2 separate regions of the Mus musculus genome follow, and region 1 is linked to region 2. A link is a loop called in an ENCODE intact Hi-C map of the cell type or tissue named here. Cell type or tissue: left cerebral cortex. All regions are shown on one strand. Links, peaks and the distances in the headings refer to the core of each region. The heading gives the core; the rest is flanking DNA.

Region 1 (8,336 bases), core at 138-8,137, 150 kb before region 2:
GCTCAGCCAGCCAGCCAGCCAGCGGCAGACCCTCCCCATACACAGCTGGACTGACTGCTTCTCTCTCTCCTGCAGGAACCCCAAACAAAGACAAAAATTAGGTGGCTCTCTAGGAACATTTCAATCCCAGAGCTGTCTTCCTTCCACAGTCAATGGAACTTCTTTCCTTTTGCTGTTCAAGGCAGAGGCAAGTCACCTTTCAGCCTTGAAGGTGGCGTGACCGGTTTTGTGGTATCTGTCCCACAGAGCACCGTGTTGGAGACTGATCTTAGCTGAACATCCTCTCCCTGTCAGGAAATGCAGGGCCAGTGGAAAAGGCTTTGTCTCTGGTCAGTTTCATTTATAGCAAGACATCTCTTTGAAAGCAAACATGCCTCTCACGTATCTCGAGCTCAGGCTAGGTACTCCTATTTTCCTCTCAGGTTCACCTCAATGGAGACAGGCTGCAGGCTTGCTTGCCATGATACCATGGGGCTAGGAGCACAGGTTTCAAATCCATCACGTCAGGTTTTAAGATAAGCATTTTTTAACACTTGCAAAGACCAGTGCCCCCCCCCCCCCCCGGAAGACAATAGTTTACAGCTTCTAGACATAATACTGATTCTGCCTTCTCCTTGGCTCTAGCCACTGGAGGAGGGCACCAGCTCCTGCTCCTGGAGATGCAGGCGATGAGAAAGCCAGCTGTGCGTAGTCTGGCTTCTTCTTAACAGGGCAGGCAGGGCTGGGCTTGTCAAGATGCACCTGTGTAGCACAGCATGGGCAGTGTGACAATTCTGATGGTGTCACAGTGTTACAGGCACATGATGCTGAAAGTAGAGCACAGTGAACACGGCCTAGACTATTTCTTTATTCTCATCTACACTAGTAGGGCAGGGTCCCCACTGTGGGACACAGTCACTTCCAAGGCAGAATCTACTCTATAGAACAGGTAGTACTACTCTACACGATGGAAGCCACCTACAGGATGTGGGCAACTCTACAGGACAAACCAGGATTCAGACAAGTATGTGATATGGGTGCCATTGAAGCTGATCCCATAGCCCATAACGGACACCTTGCACTTCCCATTCCAATTGGATGTGTCCCCAAGAGTCTCTTGGAGCCTCCACCACTGCTCCCGAGAAAGTAAATACAGGAAACCTCAGCTGCCCTGCTCCCGAAGCCGTCCCTGTGATGCAGCTGGACTGCTGGCTTCAAAGGGGAGCACAACTTTTACTTTGGAGCCAGCAGGTCGTCTCTCCATGTGTACATTGGAGCTCAGACTAGCGAGCGATTCTGGTCGTCACGTGGTTCAAAAACATGTGATCACAGAACTCACAGAGGGCTGCGGCAGAAGCATTCGGAACAGGGATCAGAAGACAAGGGGATGAGAGTGGCTACAGGGATGATTTTTGTCCCTGGTGTCTTAGGAAAGCCTGTTATTCTGCTCAATGGAATTTTCACATTATGGTGCAGTCTAAGTAAAGCATGAGCTGATCTTTCAACTGACTATTCGTTCATTAAACAGAAGCTTAGCTTGAGTTACTGTATTGTAGCTAAATGTACCCGGGTTGTAGTGTCAGTCAAAACAGACAAATGCCTCTGTAATTCCCAACAGGAATGACAAACGTCAATCAAAAAACAACGTAACAGGTGTTCACTATGAATGAGGGCATATGTCCCTAAGAATCAGAGTGTGTCCCTATGAATGGGAGTGTGTGTTCCTATAAGATTTCCAAGAGTTCAGACAACATATGCAAATGTTCTGAGGTGTGAGGGACCAGTGAGCATGAATGTCTGACAGTAACAGAGTCCTGAGGGCATAGTGGTGTCACAGCCTGACGAATAGCAGGGGCCTCAGCAATTAACTGGGTTGTTTGGGTCTTGAGGGTGGGAGGATGGCTAAACCACTGAGAGCTCAAAGCCAGGCAGGGGTGTGGTCATGTGACCTGTCATGGTTCTCTCAGGGCCATGTGTGCCATCAGTGGAGCTGAGCATGAGCTCCGTGTATGTGTGTGTGTGTGTGTGTGTGTGTGTGTGTGTGTGTGTATGTGTCATGTATGTGTGTGGTATATATGTATTTGTGGTGTGTTTGTGTATGGTATGTGTGTGTCAGTTCTGCACTGAGATCTATTATAATATTCTCTAGAAAGTGATTATGGACCCCAAGACAGCTTTCTAATCAGCTAAAGAGCAAAGGGCAAACTAAAAAGGACCATTGTGTTTTCCTGGGGAAACAGATGAAAAAACACTTGTTTATTTCAGATGAGATGCTGGAAGTCAAAGAAGTGACTCCACTAAGTCCTGCTGTTGAACCAGTGGGTTTGTCTGGGCTACAGGAGCAATGGTGAGAAGTGAGTTGCAAGGTGATGGGCAACATGTAGGCAGCTACACCATGGAGGTTTTCACTCAAAAGTTGTTTGCCATTTGCCCCAGGGAAAGAAATGGCATCTGGAGCAGCCAGTCTGTCCCCCATCACCCACCCAGAAGAGTGAATGCAGCTGCTCTCATTCAAGGTGGCCACAGTCATGGCAGACTCAGATAAAACCACCGTATAGCATGGTCTTTCAAAATTATGGAATAGGGCTGTGGAGATGGCTCAGTGGGTAGATTGCTTGCTCTGCAAACATGAAGACCAGAGTTCAAATCTCTAGCATGTACATAAAGACCTGTGCATGTCTGCATGAGCCTGTAACCTCTGCATTAATGAGTAGAGAGAGAAGACTCCTGGGATCCTATTGGTCAGATAGCCTAGCTGAAGCTTTGGGTTTCCAGTTCAGTGGGAGACCCTTTAGGAAACCAGGTGAAGAATGACAAAGGATGCCTTCCTCTGATCTCATGAATAAGTGTTTTTGCATGCATAAACATAAGTGTTTGTGTTCATGCATGTGTTTACACTCATGTGTGTGCATGCACACATGCACATGAACATATATATGCATGGATGTACAAACAGAGCACATGCACACAAACATGCATGTATGCATACATGCATGTACACAATGCACATACATACATGCATACACAATGCTTACACACACACATATGCACATAGACAGACATACTTCCCCTCCCTTCACAGTAAGCAATAAACAAATAATTCCCTGTTAATATTAGTTTTGTCAATCTGACAGATTTTAGGATCACCTAACAGACAAACTTCTGGGCATGTCTGTGAGGGACTTTCTAGATTAGGACAATTGAAGAGGGAGGACCCACTTTGAAGGTGGGGGGACCATCATTGTGGGCTAGGGCTACAGAGCAAATGAAAAGGAGAAAGTGAGCTGAGTACCAGCATCCTTGACTGCTGGCACAATGTGACCAGCTGTGGGTACAATGTGACCAGCTGTGGGTACAATGTGACCAGCTGTGGATGTAAATGTGACCAGCTGTGGGTACAATGTGACCAGCTGTGGGGACAATGTGACCAGCTGTGGGGACAATGTGACCAGCTGTGGATGTAAATGTGACTAGCTGTGGGTACAATGTGACCAGCTGTGGATGTAAATGTGACCAGCTGTGGGTACAATGTGACCAGCTGTGGGTACAATGTGACCAGCTGTGGATGCAAATGTGACCGACCAGCTGTGGATACAACTTAACCAGCTGTAGATGCAAATGTGACCAGCTATGGATACAATGTGACCAGCTAAGGATACAATGTGAATAGCTGCCTCAATCTCCTTCCACTTTAACTTTCCTGTCATGATCAGCTTACTTCCCTACTCAGGATACTTCAAACTGAGTCAAAATAAGCTTCATTCTCTAAGTTGCCTCTGTTAGAGGTTTTGTCCAATAATAAGAAAAGAAATCAACACAGCCCTCTGGGTATTTCCAGTTTGGACATTTTTATCATGCAAATACTTCAAATAGCTATTCAATGTTCCCAACCCCCGCCACACAGCCAGTTCACAATTTTAATGCTACAATACTGTGTTGCAACAAGCAAACATCCAGGCATGTCGAAGACTTCACACTCTGCCAGTGATGTTTATCCCTTAGACAAGAGGGGCAAAGTGGGCGGTGGGTGGAACCTTCACTATTCCTATTTTTACCCCTCTGCTGGGAGTGAACCCAGGGCTGTGTACATTATAGCCAAGTACTCCATCACGGAGCCACGCCCTCAGAATGACTCGCTGTCTCTTCTTTTGAGCCTAGATCTACAAATCCGCCTCCTCTGGCATGAACCCTACTCTGTCCACAAGCAGCATAGTTTACCTTCGCAGACGAAGGAACTGAAGGCAGCAACAGCTTGTCTATTCTTAGAAAGTAAGTGATGGATAGTTCTGGCGTGAGCAGGGAAGGAGGGCTCCAAATGGTGGGGCCTGTGGATTTCTGAGCTGGGTGTCGAAATGTAAGCAAGGATGGAGACAAATGAGAGGAAATGTTTGCAGTCCCCTGACAAATAGCAACCCCAATGAATTTTTCATGCATGCTGGATGAAGAAGGTGGCTTGGCAGCTTTCAAAATATTTCTTCATTCGTAGAAGTGGCTAACATATGATCAACATCCCATACGGTACAGGCATCCCCTTCCAAGTGTCTGTAAGCAGATGGTGCGTCTTTGTGCAGAGTGGGAGAGGGTGTTAGGGAGTTTTGGGGATGGCCTGGGAGCATTAGATTTGGTGAGCTGGTCACCTGGGAGACTGGCCACAGCCTGGATGACCAGAAGAACATTGCAGAGTCAGAGTGAAAGGTAATTCCTCCAAACATATGGAGGAAGCAATAACTCACTGCAGAGATTTTTGTTGCCATAACACGTAAGTCCCCAGATTCTGATTCAAGCAAGTTGCAGAGGCTCTTGGAGCCGTTAACTCTCATTCTAGATGAATGAGGTCACCAGCTGGAGAGCCAGGCCCAAGTCTCATGCTGCAGACAGCAGGAGGATGCCTCAAGTATTTGCAGATGAGACAGACAAAATGAGAGAGTGAGCCTGATGGGTGGGCTCTTGGCTTGGTATGTGAGTGTGAGCGGCGAGCACCCTGGAGCTTGTGGCTCTTTGCAGTCCACACTCTTGAGCATGCTGGATAGATTTAATATGGACAACCATCTGGCCTAAGAGACAGTGTCAGTCAAGAAGCATGGATCAGCTTTCTTCTGAGTGCACACCAGGAATCCCACAGAACCACAACTCCTTGTCCCTCCTGGTTTCCACTTTGCCCACCCTACAACAGAAGCAGACTCTCTTGGATGAGAATCCCTCAGAGATGCCCCTGAGCTCTGCTTATGTGTTTCCATTGGTGATCTCGTGAATGAGACCTAACGTGTTTCTGAGAACATCTCAACAGCTTTTCAGCCACCACTGGCATCCTGAAAGATACACCAGTGCACAGGGCATCACAGGAAAGAGGCAGTGTCACAGCCCTGTGGCAATATTGGTTCTTCCTGGTAAATGGAAGCCTTCGCAGCACTTTGAGAGATGAGTCCAGCAGGCATTTGCAGGCATTTTTACTGACTGGTAAATTCACACCATCTTCCCTGAAAGTGGAAACTGTAATTCTAGGGATGATGTCTCATCTTTAAAAAAATATGCATTTATTTTAGTGTGTGTGTGTGTGTGTGTGTGTGTGTGTGTGTGTGTGTGTGTGTGTGATCCTATGAAGTAGAGTTACAGATGGCTGAGCTACCATGTGGGTACTGGAACCTGAACCTGGGTCCTCCGCAAGAGCAGTAAATACTATTAACTGCTGAGCCACCCCAGTGGCGGCTAGTCTTTATTGTTAGATTGACTGGATCTGGGGTCAACCTAGAGACATGCCTCTGGGCTGGTCTGTGAGGGTTTTGCCAGGGAGGATTAACCAAGGAGAGAAGCTCCTTCCAGAAAGGGGCCTTAACCTTCCCTTAGAGGCCCAGATCTGAGGGAAACCAGAGAGGCTTGCTTCTTATTGGAAAGTGGGTCTTTTGCACTGTTTTTCCTCTTTCAACCTTCTAGCATGGCTCTTAGACCAGCGGTTCTCCAGGAATCCTCCAGTCCTTTAGCACCAGAGTTGTTCAATCTCAAGGGATGGGAAACTACTGAGTTCTAAGCCTCTCTACCAACCCCACTTTGCAGGCTGGTCTCATAAATCCTCTTTATTGCATGCATCAATCTAAGAGATCCATCCCTGTAGAGATGCTTCCCCATGGTAGGCAAGCTTAGGGGAAGGTGATGGAAGCCTAGAGAGTGGCATGGCGTGTATCCGCTTCACCCTTGGAGGCACGTGCTGGGACTGCTTACCAAGCTGCTTCTTCTCCACATGTATCTAGCATTCTTCCTACCCGGGATCTGTCCCCTTGGTGGAGCAGAGACGGATAGTTCTCTCCATTCATGCTGTCCGGCTGTCGATCAGTCCCTACCCTTGTCCTGTCCATTTGGGCACAACTGGATCCTGATAAACTGAGAGGAAGCAGGCTGCTTGTACTAAAAACAAAACCAACAAATCGTGGTGCTTGGCTCAAGTTCACTTGTCAGGTGAACTCCTCATGGAGTTCTTTAAGACAGGTATGATCATGAAGCGTAGGGAAGAGAAATTTCTGTAGCCAACACATAGGAGTACCTGGATCCCATCTTCTAACATTACCAGTTGCATGCCAGGCATACACTTGGGTCACAGCCAACACACCCTGAATGCTCAGAACAGCACATTACAAGGCATGTTGTATCAATTGCATATCAATAACCCAGATGATATCCAGGATGGTTTCTAAAGCTGGTTCTGTCTAGCGTTCCCATTATGCAATCAGAAGACGATAGAGGGTTAGGATTAGGGATTAGGGTTAGCATCAGGTCTACTGGTCTCAGAGACCCGAGTCTGGGCTGACTGAATTGGATTCCTTCCTGCACTATCCAAGGCACTCGCTGTGTTCTCCTGGGAGCATCCCTGGGGCAGTGTCGTGGGCTCTACATCCAGAGAGAAATACAGTTGATCACCATGACCTGGGGACATTCAAGGTCACTGGTCACTGGCTCACCCTTCAGCGGCTCTACTGTTTCTACATTTGGATAGCAGGGCCTAAAGGCAGGGTCCAGATGGGCTGGATGTGTTATAGGAAAAAAAATACACACACACACACACACACACACACACACACATATATATGTATATATATATATATATATATATATATATATATACACACACACACATACATATATCGTCGTCTCAACTGCATGGCTTCAATCTTCCACCACTGATTTAAGTTTTAAAATGTTTCTATTATAAATATCTGAAGAATGGTTTCATCTTAAAGTTGCCCCTTAATAACCTATCCCTTGAAAAACACAGTAAGACTTCAATAATAACAGGAGCGCTTTAGAAGTAGAGTGATAAAGAGTTTTTCTAACACCTCTTTCCCCATTCATGTTAGGTGACAATTTTGTTTACTCGGTTCAGGTAAAATTCCAGGTACATTGTGAGCCCCGCAGAAGAGAAATTGATTTTCTCCCTTACAGCTTGGAGCACGGCGGCTCTTACAATTGCTGTGCCGTCTTTACAATGAGATAGAAGGAAGGCTGCTGCTGGTTGGTACAAACTGATCAGAGCCAAGGCTGCTTGCACTTTCCAGCCTCCAGCCAAGCTTCCTGGTGTCCACTTGGCCTGTTAAGGAAGAGGGCTGATGTCAGCTCTGATGTCTCCTCCAAAGGCTCCTGCGCTCAAGCAGCTCTGGGTTAGACATGATGAGTTGGTAAGAAAAGAAAACATGACAGAGTACAGAGCTCGGGATGAATGTCTTTCTCCCTCACTCCTTGGAGGCACAGCAAGTCTGCTGTGTGGGACACTGGCCACTGGGTCCTTCAATCTACATTTTCGAGGAAAAGCAAGAGTCCTTTTATCTATCTTGGTTTGCATTACATACATATACACATACACATACATATACACACATATGTATATACACATACATACACACATGTATACATACATATAATCATACATATATACATGTGTGTATATATGTATGTATATATACACATATATATGTATATACACATAGACACATACATACATACATACATACATACATACATACATACGTAGCTCGTGTAGCTTGGTATTCTTGTGGGACTCTCAACAGTGTGAGTGTGGGCATCTCTGACCCTTACTCCTGTTCTCGGAACCCCCTTCTTCCTGTTGGGTTGCTCTGTCCAGCCTTGATATGGGGGTTTCTGCCTAGTCCGAGCGTATCATGTTACTCCACGTTCAGTTGACATCCCTGGGATCCTTATTCTTCTCTGAAGGGAAATAGAGGAAGGGTGGATCTGGGGAAGAAGGGAAGTGAGGGGAAGGGACTGGGAAGAGTCGGGGGAGGGGACACCTCAGTTGGGATGTAGTGTATTAGAGAAGGATAAATAAGAAAATATTTTTTAAAATCCTCACA
Region 2 (8,336 bases), core at 29-8,028:
TAGTATTGTTTAAAGAGGCTGTTCAAGATTGGCCATGGTTTCTTAGGGGAGGAGTTCCAGAATATTGGAGGGAGCAGTATGGACCTCCCTGGGGCCCCAGTGTGTAGTGCTCGTGGGCAGGAAGCTGGGCTGAGAGGGATGCCTGGAAGGGATGCTTGCCACTCATGCCTGCTTCCAAGGCAGAAGAACCTTTCGGAGAATGCTGGTGAAGAAGACCCACTGTGAATGTGATGGTGTGGCAGAGAAGGTCCCAAGTGCCCCTTGTGATGTCACCACAGCTGGTCAGCTCTAGAAATGAAGGGCTAAGGTTGCCGATGACAGTCCAGAGCATGTGAGTCCTGAGCCCTTCACACAGCAGAGGTTCATTCACACAGCTGGCCAACCTCTCTAACTTCCTGTGACACTGATCCCTTCCAACATGCCTAGGACACTCGTCTAATTTCTTCCCCACAGATGGGGAAAACTATCAGTCACTCAGCTGGGTCCTGTGGAAGTGCTTGCCCCTTGTCACCCACGGGTGTGGGCTGGCATCTTTTTTTCAGAGATGATTATCAGTTTTTCTGGAAACTGTTCTTCATGTGCCTGGCACAGCCATTGACTTCAGAGTGACATTAACTCTCGCAACACTAGGTAAAAAATTTAAATCAGATTAGGGATCTGGGTTGCTATGGCACCGGGAAAGTACACTTTCATGCAAAGCAATTTAATAGATGTGAAAATGTGTACCTTCTTGCAGAAACACTGTATTTTTGAGATAAAAGCCCTCAGCAGTTGCAGGCTAACAGACAGACATCTCTTCTGGGGCCGTCTCCCATCCCCTAGTCTTTTTGGCTTTCCTGTGGGAGAGGGTTGGTGTCCTAAGAACACCTTATAGGTGACGTCTAAGAAAAAAAGGGTTTGGAGCTCAGTTCGGGAATCTGAAAGTCCATTATTGGCAGCCCTGTCTGTCTGGCCTCTGTGAAGTCTTCTACTGGCCAGCATCATGGAGGCAGTGTGTAGAAGAAGTCACATGGGCAAACTGGAAGCTGAGGATTGAGGAGAGCCAGGCTTGCTCTCCAGAGAAGAATCAAGTACTGTGGTAACGACATCAGTTCCATCCAGGGTGGCTCCTGGTAGCCTGATTTCCTTACTTTTGGTCTTCACTTTAAGGCTCTACCACCTCCTAGAGTTTCCACACCGAAGGTTAACCTTTGACATGTAAAGCCTTGCAGGGCACACTGAAGGCCCATCCAAACCACTGACACCGTACGCAAACTCAGAAAGGTGTGTGCAACCTGCTGGTCCTCTGGTTAGGGGGATGTGCACACCATCACAGCTGCCTCTGTCAGCCCTATCTGACCTGCTGCCTTGAGCAGAGAGTGAGCTCCCAGGACTGAGTAGGTACTCACTTATTTCTTCTGGTTCAATACCACCAGATTCTATCTCAGACCAAATACCACTTTCTCCAGGAGGCTCTGCTACATAATCCTATCCCTGCTATCTTGGTTCTGAACATCCTGATTCTCGGTAGCTCTTGTTACAGTCACTGTCTGTTCTGTCCCCATCTGAAACATCCCACGGGGCTTGAGTCTGTGTGATTTTCACTCTTATATCTGTGTTTCAGTGTATAGAGGAGCATGGAGAAGGCACTTCTGCGACATTCTTATTGATCATATGGATGGATGGATGGATAGATGGGTGGGTGGATGCATGTGTATGGGAGTGTATGTATGTATGTATGTATGTATGTATGTATGTGTGGGTATATGGACAGATGGATGCGTGTGTATATATATGTATGTTGCTGTGTGGATAGATGGATGGATGGTTAGATGCATGGATACATGTATGCATGGGTGTATGTATGTATGTATGGATGGATGGGTGGATCCATAGGTGGGTGGGTGTAAGGATGGATGAATGGATGGATGGAAGGATGTGTGTGTGTATATAAGTATGTGTGGGGACGTGGGTGGATGGGTGGGCTGTTGGATGAATAAATGGATGGATGGGTATGTAGGTATATGGATGGATGGATGAATAGATGTATGTATGTATGTATGTATGTATGTATGTATGTATGTGTGAGTGGATGGATGCATGCATGCATGGGTATATGTATGTATGGAATGAACTAATGAATTAGTGGAGGATGAAAGATGGCATCTCTACACTCTTGGGAAATAAGTGAGCTGTACAGATGAATATGGAAACTTTATGGCTTGACCATGAACTCTCTCCTACATGCTCATGCTCTGAAACTTGGTCCCCAAGATGGTGTACTTGTTTGAAAGACTGTGGAACCTTCTGGAGATGGGGTCTTCCTGGGGCGGGGAAGTGAACAACTATGAGGAGACTTTTTTATGGGGTTATACCTGCCTTTAGTTCCATATTGCTCTCTGCTGCCGCGAATAAGCTCTGCGGCAGGATCCCACTGCAAAGTATCCAGGATGATGGATACAAAGACTCTGAAACCGGGAGCCAATGTAGCTGTTGCCCATGTCAATTGTTCCTGTTATTCATTCATCCACTTTGATGGCAGTAAGCAGCACAGGAGACATGGGTGCTTCTGCTGTCCCTTGTCACTCATGTACCAGGGCACATGCCTCTTTGGCCATGGTGTAGGAACGACTGTCAGACAGCTGGGGAAATATAAGCCCCAACAGTACCTTGGGGAGAGAAGCCCTTCCTTGCACTTCCCTGATGCTGTAGGCCTGCTGTTCTTCACACTGTCGGCACACTGGTGCCGATACAGGGCTGCTGCTCGGCAGGAACACCTTAGCAGGAGTACCTTCAGCATCTGTTGTCAGACATCTTTGTGACTCATCAAAACTGAGGACAGGAAAAACAAAACCAGGGCAGAGCCTCCCCCAGTCTCCCTTCCTTAGACTAAAAGTGTTCACATTCACTTTGCAAATTAGATTGTGTGTTAGAAGATCAAGATGGAGCACTTTTAACCCAATGGTGTTTACTTCTGGATGGCAGAATGGCCTGGCTGCTGTCCCTGCAACCCCCCAGATCTGAGGGGCCCTGTCCGGCTCTGCTGCAGTCATAGCTCCTGGGCCACACTGCCCTGTGGGCTCCCATTCTGGAAAGAGGAAACATCTTTGAAAGAGTTGGTTCCAAATTCACAAGGCACACATCCCAGATCAGCAGTCATCAAGGAGAGCTGACATGCTCTGAGGCCATTGTGGTGCCGGGCAGATGCCATCACATCCATAGATATCTGTGATTGTAGCAACCTGCAGAGGTAGCCTCCATTATCCTTTGTTTTGCAGGTAAGAAGCCAAGATCTTCATCTTTCCATGCCTCAGTCAAGGACACACATCTTGAATGTTGGTTCAAGATTCTGCCAGTGGTGGTGGATAGCTTCACCTGTTGGTCTTTGGGGAATTATGAAGACCTCCTATGCACTAAGGGCAGAAGTGGTCACAAGAAGGCCTAATGGGTGCCAAAGCATAGGGAAGGCACAGACCATGCCAGTGGGGATGGTGCCTTATCCCTCTTATCTCTCAGAGGTCGGGCACTGAGGAGGGAGCTATGGGAAGGCCTTTCTGACAAGGGAATCAGACAGACTCATTGCCACAGGCCTGGGTATCTTCATTATAGACCCCACTGGTGTTGATCCGTGGGAACATATGCAAGTGTCAGCTAGAGTAAGCCGCAGAAGCTTTGGGGCTTCAGGACAGAGCCTGGTGAGCGCCCAACTTTAATTTTCACAGCAAGAGCCCGGGAGGAAGTTGGGAAGTTTCTGCTGGCTTTCGCCCCTGCTTCTCTCATCTTCCGAGAAGCAACAATGTATCCACATTCTGATGGTGCAAGGCTTAGAGGGGTTAACGCCAACCTTCCAGTTGCAGCCTTGGCATGGGTGAGTGTTCTGAGATGCAGAACGTAGATACAATGATTTAAAGAAACCCTGGTGACACTGTTTTGTCTTGTAGGGAGAGTCTCTCTCATTAAAAATGAGGCATGGTGGATATTGGCAGTTCACCAACAAGATTCAGTGACTGTTCTCAAAAAAAAAAAGGAAGACAACGTAGTGTTCCTCCTGTGTGGTGTCTCTGTGACACTTCCCAGGAAGCAGAGTGCTGGAAAGATCCAGCTAAGACATCCTGGCGGTGGGGCTGGTAGAGCAGCTGCAGATGGGAACACGGAGGATGCTCGCTTCTTGGCTTTTCATGCTCCGTTCCTGTCAAGATGAGCGTCGGAAGTGTCAGCCCCGCGGGCTGTGCCACCAGGCGAAGCTGTGCACTGTCTTCTTGTGGGTTCTGTGGGCTCAGCCTTCAAACATCTACAAAAGGATAGGGCACTTGGTTTCTGGCAGGATGTAGCTAAACCATGAATTGTGGCTGCCTCCCAGATGGTCATCCAAAATAAGCGAGCAGTCAAACCTCATTTGGTGGGAGGAAGCACAGCAGCTGTCTCCACACAGCCTCTCCCCGGTGACTGGATCAGCTTCCTGTGATATAGCAGAGAGCAAAGCAGTAAGCCAGGTACGACTTGTCTGTCCCTCTATGTCCTCAGGGGTTACCTTTCTGTCATGTTCCCTATTAGGAAGTGCCTAGACCACTGGTGTTCATGTCTTCCCTGTCCCAGGCAGAGAGCTGGCAAATCAGTGTGTTGACACTGTTTAACACAAACCTGGGGACAGCAATCCAGGAAGTCAGTGTTCTCGGTGATTGAACCAGACAGGGCTCTGAGGCTGCAAGATGCCAGTACTATGGGAGAGAGGAGAATGCATGGGCTTACATAATAGGGAATTCATGCCCATCTAATGTCTCTCAGTACACACTGAGGGGTGTGAGGTGTATTGTGTCTCACCTCTGTCTCATCTCAGTTAATTTCATTAGTGGCCATCTTCCCCTGGGTTGGCAAAGATACCCCAAGGCCAGCAGCCTGGCTTAATCTGAAGCAGTGGGCAGGCTGGAAGGACCGTTTGTCTTCTTTCCCAGGAGACCCATTTCTAAAACAAAGGGCTGTAGTCTCTCATCCACAAGGTCTGGTTCCAGTTACCTTGGGATGAAGTAAGGGACAGGTGTATGCTCAGCTCCATAGGAGTAGTGAAACATCATACAACTCCAATGGAGTCTTGCTGCACTAGGGGGACTCTGGTGCCAAGTAGCATCAGCCATGTGTGGTTGCCCTGTAGTTAGGGCTAGGGGTCATGCTGGGTCTTCCCACAGAGTGACCCTGCTGCTCCTGCTGCTGCTCAGGTCCCAGGCTGAATCACAAGGAGAAAGTAAGGTGAGCGTCAGCGTGTCTCTCTGTCCCCTTCCTTGACTTGGATGCAATGTAAGACCCATGTTCTTGCTACTGTGATAGGCTGATAAACCCTTCCTCTCTCTTTTTAAATATGTATTTTTAAATTTTTATTTATAGGAGTATACTGTAACTGTCTTCAGCCTCACACCAGAAGAGGACATTGGATCCCATTACAGATGGTTGTGAGCCACCATGTGGTTGCTGGGATTTGAACTCAGGACCTCTGGGAGAGCAGTCAGTGCTCTTAACTGCTGAGTCATCTCACCAGCCCCTCCCTTCATCTCTTAAGTTACTTTTGTCAAGACTGTCACAGAAATATCGAATACACCCGGGTCCATTCCGTATTCATTGCTAGGGACTTATAGAGAAGCACCCCTGACCTCAGGAGTGGTACAGACACATCTGGAGGAAGCCATCAGTGCAGAAGTGTGGTATGCTTCTCCACGTTCTTAGGCCTCCTGGAGTTTTCCTCTGCTGCGCTCTCTAGTTTTGAAAACAGAAACTAGACTTATATTCCAGTGTTCACTGATGCCATATAAATGGCATAAATGGCATTTTGGATGCTTTGTAACCCAGGGCTGACTGATACGGTCTTGAAATGTGGTGATTTCTGCATGTTGATAGTTGAGGAGACTGAGGTATGCCCATGTCTGTCTTGGGTCTGAGTTGAAGTCATAATACCTTGGATGCATGGTGCATTTGCAACCTGGGATGAAGTAAGGGACAGGTGTATGCTCAGCTCCAACAGTACCTTGGAGTACAGGGTTCAGCTTAATCCCACTTGGGGAGGTGGCTTTTCTGAGGAGAACCACCTTGGTCAGAGCTGTCTCATGTCACCTTCCTTGGGCAGCACAGCTGACTGGCCCACCAGTGTATGTGGGCTCCTTGGGGTATAAGATGGCCTTGTGAACCCTGCAGAGCTGTGGGCTGCCTCTCACTTTCTTCAGACCCTGTCTCCTCCTTACCCCCACACTCATGTCAAATCCTGAGGAAACTGCCAGAAGATCTCTGCATGGACCTTCCCAGAAACCCCTGATTAGAAAACTGTACTACAGCATTTGATACCACGATTGATCCACGGAGGCTGCGAAGTAGAATCACGACCCTTGGACACCTTGAATCCTGGCTCTGAAATCATCCTGCTGATGAATGGAGTGTTGGCAGCAGTCCCAAGTCACAGGGCTTCAACATGAAAGTCTCTCAAGGCCTCATGATCTGAACACTTGGTTCTGAACAGCTATGGAAAGTTCTGGAGCTGGGTGTTGGCTAACAGAAAGTGAGTCGTTAGGGTTTGTCTCAAGGGTTGTAGTTGAAGGGACTTGAGCCAGCCCGAACATGGCAAGCATGGCTCTGGCAGGCCTTGCCCTTCTCTCCAATCCTCCCTGCCTTGCTAAAAACCATTAGATTCCGTTCCTACAGCTAGCTGCCACCAAGGTCAGTTCCCTGATTTGGCTACTTCCTCCTCCTGAGGCTGACTACCAAGGTCCAGCTATCAAAGTACTGAGGTTCAGCAATCAAAAGCCCCTTTGGCTCACCTAATTAACACACCCAGTCCAACTTAAGCACCTCATCCTAAAATGGGGTTCCCCTTGTACCTTCATAAATGGCCATTTGCCTCTGGGCCACATCAGTTTCTTCTGTATTCTGAGGCAGTCCTTTGTTCCCAGGGAACAAATATCCCTCCCCACCCCCTCCTTTGTTTTCACCCTCTTCTCCCTCATCCTTTGTCTCCAGTCTTTGTGTCTTATCTCCTGCTGCCTGTCCCTCTGGGGCACATGAATCACATCTGTGCTGAGAACTTGGTCTTGGGGTATCTCCTGACCCTTCAATAGTAACCCCCAGCCTCTCTTTGATTCCTATCTGTCCCCGTGTCACACATGGTCTGCACTCCTTCCCCCCACCATGTGTCACTTGCTTCTCGCACCACCATGATGGCTCATGAGTGGTCCAAGTGCCTGGGCTTTACTGACTGGGCAGAACCATCTGGAACAGTAAGCAGATGAAACCTCTCTTCCTTTTAATTTGCCCTGTTGGATGTTTCCTGTCAGAGGGAGGGTGGTCACGCCCTGGTGGGGGGGATGCACTATTGGAAAGGGGCAGGCAGCCTTGAGTTTTGTTTGTGAGGCACTTGGTGACATTTAATTTCCATAAAAGGGGAAGACAAGGGGATTGGACGCCTCTCCGTTGGTGTTTATGTTTCTTGTGCGAGTTTTGAGAAGTTAAATGTTTTAACTTCAGTTCCATCTATATTTAAAACTGACTGGCATTAATTCTCTCTTAACTCGCTTATCTCTTCATAACCACGGCGCCTCCCGCATTTCTGGTGATGGCCACTTTTAATACCGCCTCGTCTTCATCGATAGCAGGTTTAATTTCGTGTAGCCGTTTGAAGCCCTGTTTGTCTTTTAATTTTCTCTCTGGCTTCCTTCACAGTTCTCTGATTTGGACGCCTCACTTTGTAGACTCCCCCTTTCCCTGTTTACTTCAGGTTTACCTTATTCTTGGGTCCCACACAGAGCAGGCATTTGCTTCAAGCGAGTGTTTAGCAGTCTGGTGTGGTCTGATTAAAATCCTAAAAGACTTGTGTGGTGCAGGTGAAGGTCACAGTCATAGTGAGAGCTGGCAGGAAGTTGGCAGAGCCACTCGGGTCAGATTGGAGGTGTGAGCTACATGCCTTTCATTTCCTGGGGCAGTGTGAGCCATGCCATCATCACAGGCTTGTCTTAGGGTATCATTTGCTGTGATGAACACCTTGAATCTTGAGAGAAGTCATGGCAAGATCTCAGAGGCAGGAACTGAGGCAGAGGCCATAGATGAATGCTTCTTACTGGATTGCTCCCCATGGCTTGATGATAAGCTGCCTTCCTCTTCCTCCTCCTCCTCTTCCTCCTCTTCTTCCTCCTCTTCTTTCTCCTCCTCCTCCTCAGCACCTAGTACTACCAGCCTAGGGGTCCTCCCACTTCAATCACTAATCAAGAAATTTTTTTATAGACTTCCCTACAGGTCAATCTAATACAGGCAATTCCTCTACTGAGAGTCCCTCTTCTCAAAAGACTCTGGCTTGTGTCAGTGTGACAGAAATAATTACCTGGACA

What was found. Peaks named below come from ENCODE experiments on the same cell type or tissue, not always from the same donor. Only the 100,000 strongest peaks of a DNase experiment are listed, where the experiment ranks them.
Region 1: a loop joins it to region 2, with 5 times the contacts of the local background. A loop is called at or near these places in 2 of 42 quality-filtered maps.

What each region holds. Positions count from the first base shown.
Region 1 is chr2:179,387,175-179,395,510 of GRCm38, reverse strand. No RefSeq gene overlaps it. Among named protein-coding and RNA genes, the nearest start is that of 4930591A17Rik, 24 kb to the left of the region's middle. In left cerebral cortex, for the core only: no CTCF peak of the experiment used is centred there; DNase peaks (open chromatin) are centred at 4,514 and 4,794.
Region 2 is chr2:179,234,284-179,242,619 of GRCm38, reverse strand. No RefSeq gene overlaps it. Among named protein-coding and RNA genes, the nearest start is that of 4930591A17Rik, 180 kb to the left of the region's middle. In left cerebral cortex, for the core only: a CTCF peak has its summit at 4,113; DNase peaks (open chromatin) are centred at 2,763 and 4,250; H3K27ac peaks cover 752 bases.